Regions from separate parts of the Homo sapiens genome. Here region 1 is linked to region 2. Evidence: chromatin loops called from intact Hi-C (ENCODE). Cell type or tissue: PC-9. All regions are shown on one strand. Each heading gives the region's core, and the rest is flanking DNA. Links, peaks and the distances in the headings are about the cores only. Region 1 holds the start of LOC124901005 (a long non-coding RNA gene). Region 2 has its middle 7.9 kb from the start of LINC01331.

Evidence for each region. Hi-C counts contacts between places; a loop is a spot of excess contacts. Peaks named below come from ENCODE experiments on the same cell type or tissue, not always from the same donor. Only the 100,000 strongest peaks of a DNase experiment are listed, where the experiment ranks them.
Region 1: it touches region 2 in a loop (5-fold over the local background); 13 of 110 quality-filtered maps call a loop at or near these places.

The regions. Positions count from the first base shown.
Region 1 is chr5:74,619,677-74,632,341 of GRCh38, reverse strand. It overlaps ENC1 (ectodermal-neural cortex 1), which reads left to right. Exons shown (of 3, transcript NM_003633.4): 3 at 2,350-4,933. It overlaps LOC124901005 (a long non-coding RNA gene), which reads left to right and starts at 7,434. Exons shown (of 2, transcript XR_007058822.1): 1 at 7,434-8,091; 2 at 8,248-8,493. RefSeq lists enhancers at 620-1,433, 6,459-6,958, 6,959-7,460. In PC-9, for the core only: a CTCF peak has its summit at 6,137 (motif pointing left); DNase peaks (open chromatin) are centred at 6,341, 6,391, 7,091 and 7,591; H3K4me3 peaks cover 512 bases; H3K27ac peaks cover 4,091 bases.
Region 2 is chr5:74,538,298-74,550,962 of GRCh38, reverse strand. No RefSeq gene overlaps it. Among named protein-coding and RNA genes, the nearest start is that of LINC01331, 7.9 kb to the right of the region's middle. RefSeq lists an enhancer at 7,716-8,277. In PC-9, for the core only: no CTCF peak of the experiment used is centred there; DNase peaks (open chromatin) are centred at 7,222, 7,632, 8,292 and 9,442; H3K4me3 peaks cover 1,937 bases; H3K27ac peaks cover 4,718 bases.

The DNA.
Region 1 (12,665 bases), core at 4,541-9,540, 82 kb before region 2:
GGTTATTTCATTTGAGATATGAATGCATGACTCACCTCTAAAGCAGGTTTAAAGAACCTCCTAGGCGAAAGCATCAATTAACAGCACACTTAGTTGGGTGTTAGTCCAGAACTGACTATATTTGCACAGAAGAGCCATAAAAATTGCTACCAGGGTGGTGGTACATAAAAAATGACAATGGGCAGGCTGGCTGGAATCCTTGGAACAAGGTAAGGAAATTGAGGCAGAAAGAGGAGAGAAGCCACATGTGTATTCTGGCCCTAGTTTTAAGTTCTAGACCTTCCTGAGTTTTAGGTTGCTTCTCTGTCAAATGAGTGGTTTGATCTTTAATCTCCTGTGATCTGTCCCAACTCAGACTTGGGTCAATTGATAGGGGAGTTAAAAGAGGCGAAAATACCTAGCCCAGTGCTTGACGTGTAGTAACTTACTGTGAGATAATGGCAGTGGAATTAGCTTTCTGTGTGGTAGGAAAATGAGGTTTCTTTGACTATTATCTGCTTGTTATCTTTAGACTTCACTTTTGGTTCCTCCTTTTTCAGCCCAGAGTGAACATGTTGGCAAACACTTGACTTCACCCTACCCTGGGTGTTTGAACTGAATCATACCCTTCCGGTCGCTGGGAAACAGAGCAAGTAAAGTGTTAAGTTATATGTGAAATAACATCCTCTTCACCCTTGGCGCTACCAGTGAGAGAGTCAAGCACATGAAAACTAAATTTGACAGGGCCAAGTTTGCTGCTTTTAAAGGGCAGCGTAAGCGCCTGATCAAAGCCACTCTTTGAATTTCCGACAGGGAGAATGTTGGTTAAAATTTCTAAAGTTTACTACACAAGATAGTGCTAAAACATTTAAGAGGGGGTTGGAGTGCCTTAAAGTGCTGGGTAGGTGGGTCTCAGTCCCAAACTGCAAATTCCTCTGCCCTCCAAATGTAGGTGCTAACGGAATTAATAGAGTGTTTAACAGAAAGTTTCCCTAGGTCTTAAAGCTCATCCACCTAGGAGGTTTTATCTGCCTCCTGCTGCTCTGCCAGTGGGTGGGAAGGGCAGAAAGGAAATTACTTTGATTATCCTCTGTTTTCATGGTGCCGTGTGGCCTCAACCTAACTTAGGCTTTGATTTGCTTTGTTTCTTCTCTAGATTTTGTTGTTGTTGTTGTTGTTGTGTGTCCTTTTTTTTTTTATTATCGTTCCTGTTTGAATATGCAATTTTTTGGGGGGAGGGTGTGTGTATTCCTTTTTTCCTGTTTGAATATGCATTGTCTTGAAATTTTATATTATTATAAGATACATTCTTTTGGCCTAATGTTGACATATAGGTTACAAGGAGGTGGAGGTGGGGCAATGACACCGTAGTCTAAGGCATGCCTTGAAAGCTTGAATCACTGTTAGGAAACAGCCAAAAGAAACAACTCATGAAATGAATCAGGCTTCTGAACACACAAAAGCAAAGAATTCAGTGCAAGGTCATGAGTGGCTCCTCCAGAATTCCCTTTGTCTGTACTTAGACTTACAGCAATAGGGATACAAAAGCCCTCTGCACAATTTCCCCAGATGAAATGAGAAATAAATAAATGGGAAGAGTAAGCAGTGTGAGGAAATGCAAGCTCTATGAAATGTGCAGGCTTTGTGGTTACGGCACTTTGAATTGATATTCACACTTGATGTACGTAGATTCTGTAGCACTGGCATGCCGTAGCTGCTGGCACCTACGTGTGGACTGACGAACTTTGAGAATAAACTCCAAACTTGGGCTGTTGAGGCCTGATACATTGTCATGTGAAAGGAAGCGAGACTGATTTCTGCCATAATGGATAACAGAGATGCATTTAAATAAGAGGATTAGTATGTCTGCCTCCTAGATGGTAAAGTTAATTTGGAATCTTTCATGGTACATGGGCCAAGGAGGGTTTGCACAGGAATCTCCCTTCTTTTCACCCCTTAGTGATCACTTTACAGTCGCTCTGTTTAACCACAGAAAGAAATTTTATGAATGTTGGAAGCAGAAGATGGCAACTCCTAATAGCATCTAGACATATAGGTTTGGATTTGAAAGTGTGTATGCTTAGGAAAGAAGTGAAGGTCCTTCTTTAGACACCACTGTTTTTGTCAGGCCAGCCATCTGCATGGATGTGTACGTGCACACGTGTGTGCATTTAAGGCAAGTACTTTAAATATCTTTGCACAGTTCCTACTGAACATGTAAGACCTTTGGAAGCAATATTGTCCAGCTCCATACCAAGTTTAATTTAAAAAAAAATTTTGTGGCTAATAAGAAAAATTTAAAAACTATGGCATCACACAAATCCTTCATGCTTTTTTGTTTTGTTTTTTTTCCTTTTCCTTCTATTTCAGCTCACTCCATCACTCGATGAGATAATATGAGATTTCTACTTCGGAGAGGCCAAGTCTAATGAAGAGAAAAAAAGGAAAAGAAGTTGCAAGACTCGAATAAAATCTGCTGCACCTTGTAAATGCTCTAACTGGACATGAAGGAAAGGGGCGAGGGAGGGGGGTGGGATTTTTGGTGCAAGTAGCACATGGTTTAAATATGAATGAACAAACCTGTGATCTAGTCCTTGTCTTGTAATTGTGGATTAATGTCAATGTTAATCAGCCCCTCAAAGGGAGAGAAAAGCTGGACCTTTTCCCTTGCTGTACCATATTCAGCATTTGATTTCCATGGGCCCCACCATTTATGTGTAGAATTTGAAATGGTTGTCACCTCTCTCTGAGGACAGAGCTTGAAGCCTCCACACCAGCTGCTGCTGGAGATTCAAAGCCCAACTGTGGGTCCGAGAGGGAAGCTGGCTGGGCTGGCTGAAGAATGAAGACCACTGGACTCTCCGTTAATCTCTAAGGGGTCTGCTCCCCAGGAACGTTTCTGAACAATGGGGACTTTGTTGGTAGCCATTTGGTAGATGTTCTTTTCTATTTATAAGTGACTTTAAACTTTCCCTTGGCTGTTAAGAAGTTTGTTATAGATTTAGCTATTTATTGTTCGATGCCTGCATGCTGAAACAATGCCTACAGCTGTCTTCACATGTATGGACGTGTGTGAATGGTTGTACGTTTTGCACATTTTGTGGCTGTTGAGATGTGCTTTGCTGCACAAACATGAAAATTTTTGAGTTACAATTTGGAGCATAACTGGAGGGTGGGTTGGGGAGGGGTGGATTTTTAAAATGTCAAGACAGGGAAGGATGACAAAATGGAAATTTAAATGACATCCTAGAGGTAGAGAAACCGTGGAGATCGCTTTTCTCAGACTCACCAACTTTTAATGGGATTTCATGGGGTTTGGTTGTGCTGATAGGGTAAGGGGAGGCTGCTTTCTGCCCTTCTCCCCACTCCCATCTGATTTACTTAATTCAGTCTCAGCTGCTGAAATTTGGAAAGGACCAAATTGCTTTACAGTTTTTTTCTTTGTGTAGTATCTTGAAATCCTGGAAAATTCTATGGAATAGTTCTGTATATAGGGCACAAGTAAAGGCATTGTCCAAAGTTTATTTATTTATTTATTACCCTAAGAATGCTTTGCCATAACCACATTTAATGGGAAAAACGGCAGTATCACAGATGTAAATTAACTCACCAGATTTACTGGGCCTGAACTCATTCTCTTCTTGCTATATGATTTAGCAAGTTCTAGAAGGTCTCCAAGACAATAATTACATTGGCACAATGTATACTTCAGTGCTCACCCGTAGGCAAATCTCTTTTTAAAAAACTCTTTGGTGCACAAGTAACACATTTGGCCACAAAACACCAAAGAATTGTAGGCAGTGGCCCCTATTGAGAAGTTTTCCGGTAGAGTTGGAAATCAGTTGTGAATACATTCTTTGCTAGTTGGAGTGCTTGTTTACTAAGCATGTGCCGTCGTAGGTATTAGTGCTAGTCTCAGATAGGTGCTTCCCCTGAGGTGCAGGGGAAGACCAAAGTTTGCAACTCGAACTGCTTTCGTCCATGTTTCTCACATTGCTGTATTTTAGAAAATAGGGGTTAAGACTGATAACAACCTTTTACATTGTGACTGTGTTTGCATTGTCTAATGACAGATAAATCCTTAACATTTCTCTCCACCTTAGTACTTTAGACTAATTGTGTTTGTCCGTCCATGCCATGAATGAGTGGGCTGTAGTTGGGCCTAAATAAATGAGCTGTTGGAAGAAAAGAATCACAGTACTTTCCAGCAGTCAGTCCCTGGTTCCTAGATGTGTTCTAAGCAATGCAAATGTCTAATTGTCCCCCAGTGGGCATAGTCAGTGTCGTTTATATTGTAGCAGTTACAGCTCTGTAGTTTATGATGCAAATCTGCCAAGAGAGATGTATGTGTCACTGCATGGCTTCTGAAAGCAGGATGAATTTTCTGCAGCTGTTTCAAAGTTGGGGTCTGTTCTTGAATCCTCTATTAATTACTGTGTGTGAGCCAGAGGGAGCTGTGGTAAGGGTTGGGCCCCCAGCCTGTAGGGAACTTTCTGGACTCCCACTCTTTGAATCGATATAGGCATTTGGTCTCACTACTTGACCATTCTCACCCTGTGAAACGTCCCACACTTTGAAGCAAATACAATTCACAGCACAGTACACACAAAAACCTTGGCATAAGACAGAGAAGGTTCTTCTTATTTTGTGGGCTGGTTGCTGTAGAAACACATAACAAAGGGCAGCCCTCCACTTCTGGTATAATTGTGTAGCCCCTTTTCTTTGGGCTTGACACCTGTCTTGAATAAGAGTGATTAGAGCTGCATAATGTCCCTCTCTTGGCTATTGACCATGTGGTTCACGTACAAAACTCTGTATAAGTTGAAGGAAAATGTTCATGTTCATATGTACTTGTTTGCTATGACTACATTTTGAGGTTTTGTAAAACTGTTATTTTTTTTTTTTTCACAATGTGAAACTGAAGGTCAATAAATTATTAGAGATTTTCTCTTCATTATGTGTGTGGGTCTTCATTTGAATAAGACACAATTTGAGGCATTGTAAACGTGTGCCTTTTCTCGTTTATCCAAAGAAGGATCATTTCAGATATTCCGAACGTGTTTTATTTCACCATTTAGTGATATTTACAAAGGTAATTTTGCATATTAAATAAAACTTCCTGACCATTAGAGTATCTCTTTAAGCAAGACAAAATTCCTCATTTATGGGTTATTCATAGCTGGGAATATAACAAGTCACACACCATGCGATATTAAGACAGCATACTTTATATTGGAATGAATTTAGTTTTTTGAAATCCTCACGTGGGTTATATTTTGACAGAAAGCTGTTAGAGAAGGAGCTGGAGTTCAATCCTCTTTTCATCTGCTGACATCTGCTTTAGAAATCATTTAAAGTGGAAATATATGCATATTATTTCTGTACTGCCACAGAAAAGCACAAGTTTAACCCCTCAGGGATACTTAGTTTGTTCCAAGCTGATGGCTGTCCTAGCTGGCTCTGCATAAGGCCAGTTGAAGCCTCCTGCCCCTACCTCATGATGGCTTCATGTCACACTGAGATGCTCCTTTATCACTTGGGTTGGAACCCTTATTGTTTCAGTGTGCAGAGCAAGGTTGGGCATAACCTTTTCTGGGTAGAAAATAAATATTACCTAATTGGGAACTCTAGGAGAGCTCACAAGTAGGCATAATGCAATTACAGCCTTTGGACTTTGACCAAGATGCCAGAGCAGATGCCTTGGGTTTGACAGGAGGATCATTCGGTTCTGTGCTGTGTGAGGCTGGTCTAGAGCCAAGCCTTTGGGGACCAGTGTCAGCCTTCAGATTCCAAGTGCATGATGTTGAAGACCCGTGGAAACCCTGTTGATGACACCATATGGATGACACCAAATGACAGGGAAGAACGGCGGGTTAGTTAGGAGTTGACGGATGGGATTTAGACTCAGGAAAAAGTCTTGATGTTAATCCCTAGAGGGGTTGAGAATGGTTCCTGTAGACATGATTGTGAACAGATCTTTCATTCTCTGGAGTTGTTTCTCTTTATCATCTCAGTCGGAACATGTAGACAGATTAAAAAGATACTTCAAATTCTTAATTTTCATTCATTTGGAAATTTCATTTCATTTAGATAGATCACACCAAACAGTAGCTATGGTAATAAAAATCTGGCCACAGTAGGCAAACGGGTTGGAGGTCGGCAGTCCAGGGCCGGGACAGCACCCCCATGAGGCCATCAGGCCTCATGCTTGCAGGATGGCAGCTGCATCTCATGGCATCTCATCTGCTTTCCAGGCAGCAAAAGTGGGGCAGACAAAGGGGAAAGGGCTCAGGCCAGAGGACATTCTCCCTTTTACTTTGAATAGTAATAGTTTACCCAAAAGGCTCACCGGGAGACTTACACTTACCTCTCAGTAGCCAGAACTGGGACATGTGAACTTCCCAAGATATAAGAGAGCTTGGGGAGGGCAGAACTTTTATCTGGCACACTGCCACCCCACAGCAATGTGATTTAATTAGTAAGGAACAAAGGGAGAGCAGACGTTGGAGGGGGAAATACACAGATTATTCTCTGCAGTTGGTAGGCTTATCTACTACAGCAATGGTTCCCAGCCTTTTTGGCACCAGGAACTGGTGTTGTGGAAGACAGCTTTTCCATGGATGGGGACTGGGCCTGGAGGCGGCAGGGATGTTTTTGGGATAAAACTGTTTCACCTCAGATCATCAGGCATCAGATCAATCTTGTCCAACCTGTGGCCCAGGATGACTTTGAATGCAGCCCAACACAAATTCATAACCTTAAATTATTTGTGATTTTTTTTAGCTCATTAGCTATTATTAGTGTCTTTTATGTGTGGCCCAAGACAATTCTTCTTCTAATGTGGCCCAGGGAAACCAAAAGATTGGACATTCCTACACTAGATTTTCATAAGGAGTACAAAATCTAGATCCCTCACATCTGCTGTTCACAATAGGGTTCCAGCTCCTATGAGAATCTACTGCCCCCTCTTCCCCGGCTCCGCTGATCTGACAGGAGGCGGAGCTCAGGCAGTAATGCTCACTAGCCAAAGGCTCACCTCCTGCTGTGCCGCCCACTTCCTAACAGACCACGGGCACTGGGCCATGGCCCAGGGGCTAAGGACCCCTGTACTACAGGGAATCATCAAAGAGTCATTGTAAACTATAGCCCCATTCATTAAGTGATGAGCTGAGATTGTGCTAAGGACCTGCTTTACAGTCATCTCATTTAATCCTCATGACAAATTGAGGTAAATATAGCGAGATTTCTAAACGTCTCTGAGCCATAGATACTCGATCTGTAAAATAAGCATGACTAACATTCTTTCTAATAGAAAAATTTAATAATATAAGAAATTTAAGAGTAAATACCAGGCTCAGTGCCTGGCACATAGTAGGTCCTCAGTAATTTTTAGTTGCCATTTTGAAACATTATGGGGAGAGATACATACATAAAAATCTGAGTGCTTATTCTATGCCAGGGACTGAGTTAAGGGTTTGCAAGCCTCTCACCTTGCTCATCCCCCCGGCAACCCTGTGAGAGCAGGTGCTATTATTACTCTCATTTTGGAGATGAAGAAACAGGTCTTGAGAGATTATGTAACTTGCCCAAGGGAGTGGTGGAGGTGGATTTCAAGACACACTCTGACCTGCTCCTCCAGGTCCAGGAATGTAGAGGAAGGTGATTCACAGGGCTGAGCCTGACTGTGAGAAACCCAGGGCTGCCCTGCATTCCATCGTGCCTGGAACACATGACTCTGTAAGGTGGTCCGAGGAGACCTGCCGCTGGTGAGCCTTGCCCTGGACATGAGGACTGAAGAAGCCAGTGGAAAGAGTTGATTGAGACTCAAAATGTTCCTTGACAGCCAGTTTCAGAAGATAAGTTGTAGAGAATTTAAAAATGAACGGGGGCTCCTGGGTGGTTGTTACACTTGATCATTCATTGAGCTGTACACGGATGCTTTTTGTGCTATTCTGTTTGTAAAATGTTTATTGACTAAATGATTGAATATACCCATGGATAATGGCCAGACCGTGTATGAAAATGGAACTCTGACCCACAATCTGCAGCAACCAGCCCAGGAAACCAACACATTGTCTATGGTGATCAGCCCAGGAAGCCAGCCTGCTCTCCGTAAGTCAGACCTGTAGGAAGTTAGACCACTATCTCTGGCAACTGGTTTAGAAAGCCAGATCATAATGCCTATATTATTCACAGTCAGCCCCAAATGGCCAGGACTTGACCAATAACTGACTACTTCCCTGATTTTTGTCCTTGCTTCTAACTAAGGACCAGCCAGAGAAAGCCAAATATGCACCCCTACTCAGACACCACAGGATGCCCACTTCTGGTTGGCCCACTTGCAGCTTCCCCATGCCAACGGCCTCCAATCAAACCTGAAGACATCCCTTTTTTCCCCACAATGAAACTTTCCCTTTTCTTTGTCTTCCTTTGAGTCTCTGCCAAAATGCAAGTGACGGTGGCTGACTCTCTTGCTATATAGCAAGCTCTGAATAAATAGCCTTTGCTTGTTCACATTTGGCTGGTCATTGTTTATTTCCACAGACAAATGTTTGCTCGATAAAATAATTAAATGTTTCAATAAAAAGGTTCACAAAAATGAAGTGGGGACCAACATTGTGGGTTCTAGGCAAGCTGGGTTTTCAGAAGGTTGCTGTTATCCTCCTGACTGTCTGAGTAAATAAAATGTACACAGTGCATATAGCACGAGAAAAATGGATTTTGAGTTAATGGGGTTGAGATTAGGGAGTCTGGTTTGCAAAAGGAGAACAGTTGCTTTGTTTGGGAATATTTTGAATAAAGTGAGAACACTTAAATAAGTTTTACAGCCATATTCATGGTGCACATGAATGTATGAATAAAAGCAAAAACTTAGCAGTTAATTCCTGGTCTTGCCTGTCACAAATCTTAAGTGCTTTGCCTGTCTGACACATACTCAGACTAAGCCATCTGTCCTGCATTTGAATTTAATCGTAGACAATGAATTTTAAAGCTCTGTTATATGTCAGACATTGGACAACTAGGTGCAAGACCTAACTTTCAGAGGGAAAAAAATGTATATTGAGGCATGACGATGAATTAAAAGCAATTTGACTAAGTAAATTATAAATCTACCATAATCTTGTCCAGCTCTGCTTACAGCCCAGCTCGCTTTGTGAGTCCTGGGGAAACCAAATGAGACAAAGTTTCTGTCTTTCTCTCTCTGGTCCTGTTTCCTTGGCAACCATAATCTTTATCTCTGCAAAGATGGGGGACTGCAGCAAGAAAAGGCAGTTGGAATTTCAGCAAAGACTCTCACTAACCTTTTTCTTGTGTTATCAGATGATTTGTTTTGTTATGAAAAGTTATTTTACACCCGCTTTTTAGATAACGTGGAGAGTGTTTATTGGATATTCTAGAAAGGCTGTGAGGATTTTTTTGTCCATGAGATATGCTAATATTGTATCCACAAAGAAGATGAAATCAGCCCTTTGGTAGACACAAACTAGGCACCTGCAAAGTGGGAACTAAAATCTCTCTCTCTCTCTCTGTCTCTCTGAGGCTCTAAAGAACACATATGAAAACTCTAAATTGCAAATACACCTGCCCCACTCACCCACCCACATACATTCTGGCCAAGGCATTGCTGCCAGAAGAACCATTTGCAGAGAACAAATTTTGTAATTTTGAAATAATTTCTATACTCTGAGGAGAAGTGTGGGGAAGGGCAACCCACCCCTACAGAGAAGGAAAGGAGAAAGGAAAAGCAGAAGACAACCTTGCCGGAATGTTTCTGGTAGTGGTGGCCTCTTCACAGCCCTTTCTGGTACTTCCAGAGGGTCCACCTATTCAAGAGATGGGGGGGGCCAATCAGCAGCCTTTTTCAAAACGGGAATACCTAAACTGCATTTTGAGGGCTGTTAGTCATTCACACATTCGTATGAATCAGGTCCATCTGAAGGGTGGGTGGGGGGTTGGGAGTGGGGCTCAGACCTAGGGGAATCCCAGGAATTAGGAGGCTTGGAGGTGTGGGAGAAGAATGAGAAAGGCAAATTTTTACTTCAAAGTGTTATGGTTAGAGAGGGGAAGAAATGAATAGGCAGAGCACAGAGGATTTTTAGGGCAGTGAAACTATTCTTACGATACTATAATGAGTAATGCCTGCCATTAAACATTTGTCAAAACCCATAGAATGTGCAACACCAAGACTGAACCCTAATTAAATTGCAGACTTTGGGTGATAATGATGTGTCAGTAGGAGCCTAAGAAATGCAGGTTGTAACAAATGTACCACTCTGGGCTGGGATGTTGATAGGAGAGGGAGGTTGTGCCTGTCTGGAGCTTCGAGGTATTTGGGAACTCTGCACTTTTTGCTCAATTTTGCTGTGAACCTAAAGCTACTCTTAAAAATTAAAGCCTATAATGCTCTCCTCTCCCCAAAACACCCTACAAAAACGTTAGAAACAAAAGGAGTCTTTTAGGGTTGTCAGATAAATTGTTTAATAAAGCATAGAGTATATTTTTTTTAATGTTACCTTGAATGAACATCAGGTACTGGAAAGAAAGAAAAGTCTTTCTCTCTGCAATATTGTCAAATATACATTTGGTCCCCTTCTTACATACAGCTCCTAAAATCCTTGGAATTGCCAGAGCGATGGGTGTCTTTTGTATGCTAATAAGATGACTGGTGGCCGGGGGCGGGGGGCGGGGGGGGGGCCCTAGTTAGCTTCAAGGTGAGAGCTGCATAGGCATGATTAGAGGACTGAGATTTTTAGCTCCTCCAACTGTGTGGGATGCCAGGACTGAAAGTTACGTTGATCACCAATGATTAAGGATGTAATCAATCATGCTTATGTAATGAAGCTTCCATAAAAACCCAAAAAGGGCTGGGCTTGAGAGCTTCTGGATAGCTGACCACATGGAGGTTTCTGGAGGGTGATGCATCCAGGGAGGGGATGGAAGCTCCTTGTCTCTTCCCATATATCTCACCCTATGCTTCTCTTCATCTGTATCCTTCCTACTGTACTTATAATAAACCAGTAAACATAAGTAAAGTGTTTCTGTGTCCTGTGGGCAGCTGTAAGTAACAAAGTACCAAACTCAATTAGGAAGCTGTGGGAACCCTGTTTTCCAGTCAGTTGGACAGTGGTGACAGGCATCTGAAGCAAGGGCAGTCTTGTGGGACCACACTCTCAGCCTTTGGGATCTGACACTATTGGTATGGACAGGAGACAGAAATACTGGGTAGAAGAGGGCAGTTCCCCGACAAAGGCCCCACCCTGAAGCCTGGAAACCCGTGGCCCTAAATGAAAGCAGGCATTCCTCTTTTTGCGCCGAAATGTTGCCTTTTGGCCTGCCACACCCCTCTATCCTGTACCCATATACACTCCAAATTCCAGGCTCCACAAACACATGAGCAGATGAACAGAAGAGCAGAGGAGCAGAAGAGCGGCATGGCAGAGAAGGAGAGAAGAGAAGGAACGCCTGAATGTCGACAGGAGATTGGCTGGGGACAGTTGGAGGGGAGATCAGCCACAGGATGGCCAAATTCCAGGGGAAGATCATCTTCCTACTCCATCCTCTTTCCAGCTCCCCATCCATCCCGCTGAGAGCCAACTCCATCACTCACTAAAATCCCCCGCATTTAACATCCTTCAATTTGTCCGTGTGACCGGATTCTTCCTGGACACCAGACAAGATCCCAGCTACCAACAGGGCACTGAGCTAGTTAACACTTAAGCTGTCTGTGGATGGCAGAACTAAAAGAGCACTGTAGCATGCCCACTAGGGCTTTGGGAGTTGCAGGCTCTCACCTCCAGATGCTACTTTGGGGCTGGAGCCCAAAAGCACTTGCCCCAGCTGCTGCACCTGCCCATCTGCATGCTACCCCTCCTTTAAGGGATTTGAGCACTTGGCGGCTTGCTGAACAGATGAGCCATACCCCTGTCGCACATCCTGCTGGGGGCGGTGGGGGGAGTTGGGGGGCAGGGGGAGTGGTCAGGCAACTCACCTGTCTCACTATCTCCATGTAGCTTGTGTCAGATTGAATTGTATTAATGGACATCCCACTGGTGTCTGCTGCAGAATCTGCAGAATTGCTTGATTGATGTGTGGGAACCCCCACCCCTACTCCACATCTCGTGTTGAAAGTATTGAGTGACTGAGTTAGCATGGGAAAAAGCCCATTCAGTTTTTTTTTGCTGTCTCTAACATTTTCATTCCTGCATTCCTTGTTCCCTAACATTTTCATTCCTGCATTCCTTGTTCCAGGACCCAGAATCAGGCCAGCACCAGTGGAAACTCAGAGAATGGAGTCCTGAAGGCTGACCCAGAACCCAGCTACCAATTATAACATCACTTCTAGGAGGATATGAGTCCCACATTCTCAGCAACCAACTCAAAACTCACTAATAAGTTAATGCTAGTCTGTATTTTGGCAAATACCTATCCATAGATATCTGCACTCCCAGTATAAATACTGAATCAGAAATTTTTATTTCTGTAATATTTTACTTCTTAGAATACTTAGTGTTCAAAATTTAATTACTGCAGTATATTTTTATTTTTCTTTTTAGGTGTTTCCTTGGGGCAGAAAGTTAAATGTCCATATGACTAGAAATTTATTTCTTCATTCATTTATTTCCAGGGAAAAAAAAACCATGAAAAGGGTAATAATCACTGACAGAAATGTGGAAATGTTCAAAGAG
Region 2 (12,665 bases), core at 4,919-9,918:
TACCTGTGATTTTTAAAACTGAAATCTCTCCCCACTAGACTGGGAATTCTGAGAGGGCAACAACTCTGCTTTTACTTCCCCTTGTACCTACAGTGCCTAGCACAGTGCCTGGCTTATGGTAACAAGTGATGATGGTGATGATAATGATGATGCTGATGTTTTCTTGTAAAACATGTTGGATGATGATGAGGGACACCCTTTCAGGGTTTCCCTCTGCAATATTTGTGAAAGGACTCAGAAGTCAGATGCAATGGCTCATTCTGTTTGTATAGGCCTTGTTTCCAGGCTCTACACAGCCATGCAAGGTGTTTCTTAGATGTCAGCTGGATCAGGCAAATTCTCATAGACTATCAGATTCACAGTGTCAGCAGGAAGGAAGTCCTGGGGCTATAGCTGGTTCATTTCCAAAGTAAGGTTCAGTCATCCATTATCATCCTTATATCCAGCCACCGGATCATTTGAGTAATACTCTCTCATTTTCTCTGGGGCCAGTCTCTGTAGGAATTTTCTAAAGCATGGAGTTTGGGAAATGTAGAATATTAAGGTCTAAGTATTCTTCTCCTACTTGGATTAAATATATTCAGATATCTTCCTCTGTCAGATTTGAAAGTTAAAGACACATCTGCATTGGACCATTTCAAAATACAAGTTTGGTGTTTTAGGCCTTATTCTCACTAGGATATGCGAAGAGAAGTGTCTTTCATAAGCGTAATTCTCTGCTTGGCAATTCGTTTCTGAACATGAAAGAAAGTGGCCCCTTCCTGTTTTCTTTCCTCTGAGATTGAACCTTTACCTATAGTTTCCTGGGACAATCTCAAGATCGTGGTGTCTTACAAAAAACATGGGCTTCAAAGTCAGACAGGTCTCAGTTCCAATTTGGGCTTTCTGACTTAACTGCAAAAATGAGGACAAGTGATTTAGACTTGCTGTGCCTCAGGTTCTTTATCTATAAAATGGAAATAATAATATATACTTCAGAGGGTTATATAAATGTCAGAAAATTGAGGACATTGTATTTGCCTTAGTTTCTCATATAGAGACTAATATACTTATTTGGAAGGAATACTTGGATAAGGATAAGCCACTTTGGGTAGAGGACGAGACCCCCAAGAGCAAGCTGAGATGCATAATATGATTGATACATTGAATTGCATTAGATAAAAAAGGAGGACTTTATTTAGCTTCTAACTTGGGGCAGGTGGGACAGAAAGGGGGCGGGAGAAACAGTGAGAGGTGGAGGGAGCTGTGTTATTTGCTGGGCTCTTTCTGCATTTCTGCAAACATCTCTCTTTCCTACCCACTTGCAAATCTGTAAATTTGATTAAACTGACCGGATTGGTGTGGAAACAAGCAAAGGGGGGCTGGTTTTCCATTTGGGTGGAAAGAAAAGGCAGCAAGTGTGAATGCAGAAACCAGATGCTGAGAGATTACTCTAAAACTCCAGGAATTCATGGAAATTGAGAGGAGGGCTTTGAATTTTCACAGCTTTTTTTAGAGTTGGAAAGTTTAAGCCAAGTTTACTAGAGCTCAAGGGACAAGGAAATCCCACCGGATAGCCAGATTCATGAGGATTTGAGTTAATGTCCCTAAACAATGTACTCCATAGTGATCACCTAATAATTGGGGGCTACTATCTTTGGCTGCAATCAAATCCAAAGTTGAGTAAAGTGTTTGACTTGAATTGTCCTTTCAATGTTGGGGGCCGAGGCTAGACCAAGAAAAGAGATGCAAAAATTAGTCACTTTCTTCATCCAGCCCTGTGCTGGGAAGTATCTGCCCCTGAGTCCAGACACTAGCGTTCTTGTTTTTGGTCTCCTGATAACTAGTTGTTGAGTTTTTGACATATCTTCTAAATCTCACCTTCAGGTTTGGTGTTTACTTTTTTTTTTTAATGAATTTCCCAACAATGATCTCAAAGGAATGTCGTTGTCAGGTTTGAATGGACAGTGGAAGTGCTTTGCCAACTATAAAGTATTATAGAAGAGTAGTGGTTAAGTGTTATCCTGGCTTCCCTGGCCACACCCTGCAAGCTGCAAAAGGACATGGACTCGCTGTCTGCTCAAGACTGTATCTCTCTGCCTAACACAAAGAAAGTACCAAAAAAGTATTTGTTGAGTGAATAAATGACAACGTACAGCACTTTTCTATTTTAAAATAACCACATGCGATAATGGACTCTCTGGCACTGTCTCTCTAGCATCTATGCTGACACTCCTGTGTTCCTCTGACTCCCCACTTCCATTTTCTCCTCTTCAGCCAATGACCTTGTCCACTGCCTTATGGAACACTTAAAAACTCGTTATTGCCATTCTTCCTCTTGAACCAACTGTACCTGCAGTTTCTATTTTTTATCCACAAACCCAAGCAATCTGGTTTCTACCCTGGCACTTGACTAAAATGATCCCCAACAGTTGATGCAAATTCACTGATTGGAAAGCCAGTGACCTCTTCTCAGACCTCATTCTCCTTCACATCTTTGCAACACGAAAGACACTCTGCTCACATCTGCTCTCTGGAAGTGTCATCCCTTGGCCGTTTGACTCTACCACCCCTGGTCTCCTCATGCCCTTCTGACCATATATGGTTGCATATCCTTGTTGGCTTTCCTCCCTTCCTCTATCCCTCCCCACCAGTGGACCAAATATGCATTCCCTGCTTACCTGGTATCCACTGGGCTCCACCCTTTCAGCCTGTCCAACACGTGCCATGCTCTGGGCACCAGCGGCTGCACCGGTGCCTTCTTGCTTAGACACCTGCTTCCCATAAGCTCCAACTCATTGCTTGATTCTTCAGCAAGGGCATTCTGTATTCTTGGTGCTTGGGATCCACCACCACCCACTGTTAGCCTGGGCTGATCTCCCCTTCATGAAGCTGGCGGGCGGGAGCGGATGTCCCTTCCTCAATCTCCCCCTTCTTGGAATCCATCACAACATCCTCTGGGATCTCTGTGCAGATGATGCACAGACCTGTTTCTCTGGCTTTCACCTTACCCTCACATAGCAGCTCTGTGGCTTCCTAGCTATTTCCACATGAAGCCCCTGCCACTCTCTCAGACCCAGCTCTACTGGAATCACATCCATTTTCTTACATAACCTGGAGTCACTTTCTTCACAATCAGTGACACCACCATTTGCCCCAATTTTTCAAGTTTGTCTTTGGTTCTGGTTTTCAATTTCACCTTTGATTCCTCCTGCTACTTCTATTTCTGCCCACTCTATTCGATTATACTAAAATAATTTGTTGCCTCTTCTCCATAATGTCCTTTACACTTTCCCGTCTTTCCATTCCCATGCCATTTACATTCCAATTCCAATTTAGTTCATCATCTCTAGTCTGAATGAATACCATATTCCCCAGCCCATCAGGAGAGGGTAAGGTTTGGTTCTACATTTGGAGTTGGGTTGTCTGGGTTTGTGCCAAGGCCTTGCTGCTTCTTACTGTATATTAAAGGGCTTGTCCTTGTCCCAAACCCCTGGCTGCAAGTGCATGGTCTGCTCCCTTTCTCTGCTGGAATCCTAATCTTCCTTTGTGGCTCAGTTTGCCTCCCCTCTTCCATGCAGCCTCCCTGACCCAGCTAGTTCACATTGCTTTCATGATCCTCTGAAACACATTGGTACCTGTGTATTAACAGTACCATGTCCTAGTTAGAAAACTTCTATCAGACCAGATTAATTCATTTAGCAAATGTTTACCAAGCTCTTTCCTAGGGACTGGGAAAATACTGTGGAACAGGACATATAAGAAAACTTATATTCTAATTGTGTGTGTGTCTGTGTGTGTGTCTATGAGAGAGAGAGGTAGTTAACAATCACATAAGTACATAAGCAATCAAGAAGGTATCTAGTGATAAGTGCTATGATGAAGATTTAACGGTGATGGACTTGAAAGTATTTGATGGTCTATTTTGGGTTAGCTGTGCAGAAAAGGATTTTCCAAAGAGGGAACATTTAAACTGGATCTGAGTCATAAGATGTGTTAGCCCTAGGAAGATCTGGGGAAGAATTTTCTAGGTAAAGAGGATAGCAAGTTGAATGCCTCAAGAATAGAACAAGCTTAGTGGTTGCCAGAAGAGAAAGAAAGCCTATTGCCTGTGGGGATGAGGAAGGGCAGGTGAGAGAGGTGGTCCCAAGGGCAGGGGAACCTCTGGTAAGGCACAGCTTGGTAGCCTCAGGTAGAAGGTTTTATTATTATTATTATTTATATTTTTGGGACACAGTTTCGCTCTTGCTGCCCAGGCTGGAGTGCAGTGGTGTGGCCTTGGCTCACTGCAACCTCTGCCTCCTGGGTTCAGGCGATTCTCCTGCCTCAGCCTCCTGAGTAGCTGGGATTACAGGCACCTGCCACCACGCCCAGCTAATTTTTGTATTTTTAGTAGAGATGGAGTTCTACAATATTGGCCAGACTGGTCTCAAACTCCTGACCTCAGGTGATCCACCCTCCTCAGCCTCCCAAAGCGTTGGGATTACAGGCATGAGCCACCATGCCTGGCCAGTAGCAGGTTTTAGATTTAAGTTAGGTGTGACAGGGAGACGTTTGAGGGTTTTAAGCCAAAGAATGATATGTTTAAACTTACTTTAAAAATATCAGTCTGTCTGCTGTGTGGGCAAACAGTGGTAGATCAACCAAGTGGAGATAGAGAGCCTAGTGAGGAGGCTATTGCAACGGTCTGAGTGAGTGATGGTGGTGAGTGCAGAGAGAGAGAGAAGGGTGCAAATTGGGGTATGTTTGGAAGACAAAGATGGTGGTCCTGGTTGACTGATTGATGTAGTTGTGGGGATGTCTTGGTCTTGGCTTGGGAAGTTGGGTGGTAAGTGTTGCTGTTTACTGAGGTCAAAGTGGCAGAAGCCTGACAGGGGCACAGGTTAAAGTGTTTTTTGATGGCCTCATAGTGACTTCATAGAGGGGGTGAGATAAACTGAGCCTTGAAGAAGGATTAGGAGAACAGTGAAAGGGATGGGTCAAGATCCTGGGAAAACCAGGGTCTGTTTTGGACATGTTAAAGTTCAAGGTGTCTACTAGGCCTCAAAGTGGGGATAGTGTCTGAAATATATATATATACACTTTTTTTTTTTTTTTTGAGAAGGAATCTCGCTCGGTCGCCCAGGCTGGAGTGCAGTGGCACGATCTCGGCTCACTGCAAGCTCTGCCTCCTGGGTTCACTCCATTCTCCTGCCTCAGCCTGCTGAGTAGCTGGGACTACAGGTGCCTGCCACCACGCCCAGCTAATTTTTTGTATTTTTAGTAGAGATAGGGTTTCACCGTGTTAGCTAGGATGGTTTCAATCTTCTGACCTTGTGTTCTGCCCGCCTCGGCCTCCCATAGTGCTGGCATTACAGGCATGAGCCACCGTGCCCGGCTTGGCGTCTGAAATATTTTTATTCACCTTTTTTATGTGCACATTTCTTGCTTTGCAACCTAGAGAGCAAGCAACTCAGGGTTAGGGATCGTGTCCAATATGTTTTGCATCTCTCACAGTGCTAGGGAAAAGCCCTATGTACAGCAGGCCTTCATTAGATTGGAATGAATGGATATATTTGATCAGCGGGAAAACTAAGGACTAAAGATGACTGAAGATGTCAAAACTAAGCCTTTTCTAATTAGCTCCAATAATTTTTTTGAAGTCAGACTTCATTGACTCTAGCAGTTTTTCAGCCCATGTTGCGAGACTTAGTATTGGGGAAGAGAGAATCCTAAAGAGCTTTGGAGTCCAAAATTCACTGCAGAGGGACTTCTGTTACAATTTTGACCCTCTACAAAACCTCAGACTACCAAACAATGGCCTTTTCTGTTCATAATTGTGCTAGGTCTATGCTTTCTGACTTGTCTTCTTGCCTGCGATAGCACCCCAGGTTCTGTTCCCTGTGGGGCTCCTCTAACACCCCTCCCCTCACTGATCTCCAGTCTCCATTGCCTGAGGAACTCTCTTTCTTTATCAAAAGCATGTCATCAGGAACCTATTTAACACCCTGCTGTGGGTTAGGGAGCTAGATATGCTCCTGGCCTCAAGATTTCTGACAACACTTTAGAATCTTTCTGCAGAAATTGTCATGGCTCACTCATTTCCATCACCATCTTCAGAGGGTTGGGGAGGTGACAGTGAGGACATCGTTCAGGCTCTGCAGCATGTGCCTGGATATGGGTGTTAACCTAAAGCAATGCACATCTCCCGGGCTGTCTGTGTTTCAGTGAAGTGGCTGAGAGAAAATGCTTGGGAGTCAGACAGCGCGGGCTCTGAGTCCTGACTAGTACTTTCTAGCTATATTTCTAAACCTCGGTTTCCTCATTTGGATCATAGGCTTTTAAAGATCTACTTTGCAATGAACAAACAGTTATCAATGAACAAATGTATGTAGGGTCACAGTGGCTGACACAGTCAGCATTCAATAAATGGTAACTTCTGCTATTATTATTATTATTATTATTATTATTTGAGACAGAGTCTTGCTCTGTCACCCACACTGGAGCACAGTTGTGCGATCTCAGCTCACTGCAACCTTCACCTTCCGAGTAGCTGGGACTACAGGCATGTGCCATCACACCCAGGTAATTTTTTGTATTTTTAGTAGAGACAGGGTTTCACCATGTTGGCCAGGCTGGTCTTGAACTCTTGGCCTCAAGTGATCCACCTGCCTCGGCCTCCCAAAGTGCTGGGATTACAGGCATGAGCCACCACACCCGGCCTCCTGCTATTAATAAAATTGGACATACCACGTAGAACACCAACAAGGGACTGAAAACAGACACAGATACAGCAAGAAAGTGCTGATAAAATCTTTTAGATATGAGAGAGGACAAAACAGAAAAAGGAAGAGTTTTTGCAAATGTAGGTGGTGAATGCACACGTGGAAACCTGAAGGCTATGTTATCAGCCTGATTCAATTCATGGGGACCTGATAAGGGAAAGGTAATATTTCCTGGAACTCACTCCATCAAGAACACAAAGATTTTATGACTTCTCTTCTTTCAGACACGCACAAAGCCAACAACACAATAGATTTTCTTTCCCAAATCCCTTCTTTAGAAAGCTTTGCGGCTAAGGACAGTATCTCTATGTAAAAATCCACTCCAGGGGGTCACTGACTGCCTCTGGGGTCAGGAAATGGCTCTCTGAAGAGCTTGCTGGGCTTTGTGGTTGGATGCCAGGGCTGAGGATTGCATTAAGTTCTTCGAATAAGCCTGTAGTTTGGCAAAAAGGCTTTCCTCCTGGGCAGCTGAATAATTTTTAGATGATCTAGCTGGCACATCGTGGAAACACGCTAATGAGTCAGGAGTGATCTGACTCCTCCCCTCACCCCACACCCCCGTTGCTCAAGGGTAGAGAATTTCCAGGGAAGCCAGTGAAAGATTTATGAGACTAATCCCGGAAATATTTCTTCCCCATCTATTCTTCTCAGCAGGGGTGCCAGCAGCCCTGGGTCTGGAGTGTGAGGGGTAGAGAGGGCAAATTAGAAGGGGACAAAAACGCTGACTTCTGCCTTCAAGTGCTAGAGAAATCGGCGACTATAGAAACCACCTAATTAGGGTTCCACTGTCAATAAAATATTCAGGTCTTTTTTTGGAATGTGCCTGCCTGCAGGCCCCACAGAGCTTCATGGATGAATTTGAGGAGGCTTGGAGCATTGTGGCTTGTGGAGCATGGAGTGGGGGAAAGCTTGTTTCAACTCTGGGCTGGGAGGAGTCTGACAAGTGAGCTCTTCTGACTCACTTTTACAGGGATGAGGGGGAGGAGGCTGCAGGGATTTAGCGGCGTAGGGCAGTGTCTCCCGTCACCCGTGAACTTCCCTCTCCACACCCTGCATGTGCTGCATCTTCTTTGGGTGGGCTGACCTCTCCATGACGTCCTGGTTTGGAGGGCTGTCCTGTCTTTCTTATAACTCCAGGCTCCTTTTATAGAAAAGCGAGGGGATGGGAGTTGGGTCACTGGAGAATATCTATAACAGGGTGCCACTCTTGGGTTAAAGAAAAGCTCCTGTGTGCCTTCAAAATATGATTTTAAAAAATATATAAAAAGGTAAAATAGAGTAAGAAAATTCAATCCTTCTGGCTCAGTTTCAGTCACGCATGGGCAAAGGGAACAGAACTATCAGGCATGATTATTTGCCACGACTTTCCCATTTTTTGTTCAGAAAAATATTTTAGTTGTAAAGGTTGGGAAAACTAGGCTATTTGAGTTTTGCCTCTTATGTCTTCCCCCACCCTGTTTTCTGTAAAGACACTGCTAGAAATGGCCAAAAAGGATGTCAACACTGGAAGAGGCTTCAGGCGCCAGCAGAGCCTGCTGGTGAGTAATGAAGAGAGGCATAAACCACAGGAAAGGCCCTTCTCTTGATTAACACGGATTCCATTCAGCATCACCTTTCCTCCTTGTTTCAGGTAGCCTCAGTCCTAAGATGGAGAGACCTTCTAGTCTCTGAGGAGAATGGTCCTGGGCTAACCTTTGGTTTGGACTTCCCTCAGACCCTCAATGGCTGCTGCCACCTGGGCACAAGGATGGCCTTCCTACCTGGGTCCTCTACCCAAAGCTTTCCAAACACAGATGTACTGTTTAATAGGGAAAAGGGACCTTTTTTTTTTGAGACAGGGTCTTGCTTTGTCACCCAGGCTGAAGTGCCCCAGTACAATCACGACTTACTGCAGCCTCAACCTCCCATCTCAAGCAATCCTCCCATCTCAGCCTCCTGAGTAGCTAGGACCACAGGTGTGCACCACCATGCTTGGCTAATTTTTAAATTTTTTGTGGAGATGAGGTCTCCCTATGTTGCCCAGGCTCGTCTTGAATTCCTGGACTCAAATGATTCTCCCACCGCAGCCTCCCAAAGTGTTACGATTGCAGGCATGAGCCACTTCCCATCTGGGGACTTTTAATAATATAATTTTGTGTAACTACTGACAGTCTTGGTAGCAGAAAGGGCATCCATGCCATTTCCCTTCCAGAAATTTCCAAATGGTCTCTGAAGATCTCAGAAGTAAGACTCTCATTTTTGCTAACAAAAGGAGGTTACCTAGCTAACTCCACCACTGCATTAATGTGTACATTTTGAGTACATCATTTTTTTTGGTACATCTTTTTTGAGTACAACTTAGTACACTAAGTTATAAATGGACTGGACTTGAAAATATTTAAATTTTAACCAAGCATCTAAGAAAACTCCAATTTGACTACAGGCTTCAGGTCCTTACCATATATGTCCCAGATTTCTGGGACAGTCCCAATTCCAAATATTCAGTATTGTGGTCAGACAAGTATTTTGGTTCAGGAAGTATGAAGTCTGCCTCAGGGAAAGAGGTAGGTGGCTGTCATAGCCCTAGTTTGCATTTTATAGTTTGCTTATATGGAGAGCAGATCTTGGGCAGCCTTCCAAAACACCAGCATCTGAATTATCTGTTTAAAATTACGAAAAACACCAAGTCATCCAATGTCAGGACTATTTTCAGTTTCCTGTCACTATATTCAACCTGAGCCCAATAGATTGTGTAATCTATTTAATAAACAATTTCTCCCTACCTGGCTAGCCCCAGAGATGAACAATTGTCACTAATCCAGGAAAGATTCCATTCAACATGTATTCACTCATAGCCCTGGGTTCCGTATGAGGTGAGGTATGTTACAGCAAAATTCTTCTCCTTTCAAAACCAGAAATAATAATAATTAATAAGCTTCTGATAATGGTTCATCCCACATTGTCAATTTATCTTTTGGAAGAAGATCAAAATGAATTAACCATAGAGAAGTGAAGCCAAACGGCACAGTTTCAAGATTTGACTGTGAGAACAAAACTTTTAATTAGGAGTTTTGAATTCTTCTCATGAGATCTGCAGGATTCCAGACCTTATCAACACTTGGGAAAATCCAGTGGATTTTTTTTTTTTTAAATAACCCCATGTTCTTTGCTAACAGGAAACAGAAAAAGACTTTTTTTTTTTTAATTTGGAATTGGTTCTGTTGTAAATTAGGATGACACTACTAAACAGTTTCAGATATAAATTACTTTCAATGATTTTTTTTTCCCTTTCATCCAGAACTGGAGCTTGTATTTCCTGTTGATAAAAGAAAAAAAAAAAAGGCACTGTATTTACCAACCTCCCTGATCCAGCCAATCCCTCTGGCCTCTGTCTTTCAAATGAATGTGGAATTTGCTTGAATCTGAGGAAGTTTAGAAGCGGAGCTCCAGACCACCCACTTTCAGGATCTATAAGATGGTGCTGGAGTTAGGCTGAGCTGAGGCACTAATGCAAGCTCATGGGTTAGACCAGAGGTTCTCTTGACTCCATCAGAAAAAGTAGTTTGCAAATATCTTCTTGCTAGTGTCCTCCAGTGGAGGGGCTGACTCCAGGGCCCCTGGCTGCTGACACAGGTTGAATCAATCTACTTGCATGTGTGGAGGAGCCTCTTTTTATACACAAAATGTATTTAGGTGTCTTCATTTTTTATAAAGTGGGATAAGAATGCCGAACATCCTTCCATCCATTACCTATTATGTCTTTCTACTAGGAAAACTGCCTTGAAGTCAGGGTTGCTTCGCATTTTCTGGTGAAGCACTAGTGCTGATTTTACCAAGTCCTAGAATCATAGAATATTCAGCCTGGATCCTTGTGAGTTCTTTTATTTGACGGGTGTGGCGACCATGGTCTAGAGCGCTATGAGGACTTTCCTAAAGTAATAGTGCTACTACTTATTTATTTGCTAATTTATTCATGCAACAATTTTTTCACATCTGCTATCTTCTGTCCTTAAAGAGCTTACAGTGTGTTCTGGAAGATTGCCGATAAGAAAATAAACATTACAGCCAGGCACTGTGGCTCATGCCTGTAATCCCAGTACTTTGGAAGGCCAAGGTGGGAGGATTACCTGAGGTCAGGACTTCAAGACCAGCCTGGCCAACACGGTGAAACCCTGTCTCTGCTAAAAATATAAAAATTAGCTGGGCGTTGTGGCGGGCACCTGTAATTCCAGCTACTCAGCTACTCAGGAGAATCGCTTGAACCTGGGAGGCAGAGGTTGCAGTGAGCCGAGACCGTGGCATTGCACTCCAACCTGGGCAATAGAGCAAGACTCTATCTCAAAAAAAAAAAAAAAAAAGAAAAAAAAGAAAGAAACATTACAAATGGTGATATATTTCATGAATGAAACAGATAGGCTGCTCTTGTAGAGAAAGAACAGGTGAGTGGTGGGAAGGGCCTCTTGGGTAGGGTTGCCAGGTTACGTCTTTGGGAGATGCGGTTTTAGGCAGTGGGAAGAGGAAATTGGGGGTGTGCTGAGAGTACGTTGCTGATAGAAGGAGGCAGGGGAGTTATGGTAAAGAAATGAAGACAACCTCAGGCCTTGATTCTCTGGCAGAAATCCTTTTCAGATTTCAAATGAATATCACTAGATCTTGAATGACCAGTAAGGTTTATTATTAGATATCATTCTAAACTGCTCTTTTTTTCTTTCATCTATCACAGTGGAAATAATATAAAGGCTACACCAAGTGAGGTTTTAGATAAAAAACTTATTCCATTACATTCTGATATAGAGAAGAGATGACGTTTACACCACCAGGCTTGCTGGGTTCTAATAGAGATAAATAAGCTCTGAGTACAAGATATGCACAAGGATAACTCAACACAGCCCAACTCCTGATTGCCCCTCCTCAGCTAGAAATGGACTTGCCTTTGGCTGGGTGTGGTGGCTCACACCAGTAATTCCAGCACTTTGGGAGACCTAGGCGGGCAGATTGCTTGAGGTCAGGAGTTCAAGACCAGCCTAGCCAACGTGGGAAAACCCTGTCTCTACTAAAAATACAAAAATTAGCAGGGTATGGTGGCATGCACCTGTAATCCCAGCTACTCGGGAGGCTAAGCCATGAGAATTGCTTGAACCCAGGAGGCAGAGGCTGCAGTGAGCTGAGAACGCACCACTGCACTCCAGCATGGGTGACAGAGTGAGACTCTGTCTCAAAAAAAAAAAAAAAAAAAGAAATGGACTTGCCTTCCATGTGGCTCTAGGTCTCCCCAATGGCACTTAGAACAATCTAGTTTTTCTGCATCCATCTGTCCTCTATGGTGTCTTGTAAGTTCCTTGAGGGCAGGGATGAGTTGAACTCATTCACCAGCAAACCCATCACCCAGCATATTGCCATGCTCATGAAGACTGCTCAATGAATGGTTGAATGGTTGATATAGAAATACTTAATCTTTAGGAAGATGTGATGCTGGAAAAACAGGGCCATTTTTCCCTTTTATGGCTTTTGCACAGTGCTTGTTATAGGGAACCCACAATTATTACTGTTCTTACCAATAACTGAAAAAAGGCTGTTAGAGGATCCTTGCTTAGTTCCTTTGATGAGGCCATTGGCTCAGTGACAAGAATATTACTGAGGATGGAGAACCAAACATTGAGCTGTTTAGCAGAACTTGCAGCAGAGCTATCATTGCATCATTCTGCTGAGATGTGAAGTAATGTCTGAGCCTTCGGTTCCCACTGTAGGGCAGCTCAGCCTGTGCTCCCAGTTCGGACAGTGACATAAACCCTGCATCCTGTCTCCTGACCCTTGCTCTAGAGGCTCCAGGTCAGTCCCACAAGAGGCAACTTGGCAGCCAGGCCCATTAGGAAGTACATGCAGCCCCAGGAGGTTCTCACAAGTATAGATCAACACTGTGTTTGCCATGGAAAGTTTGGAGGA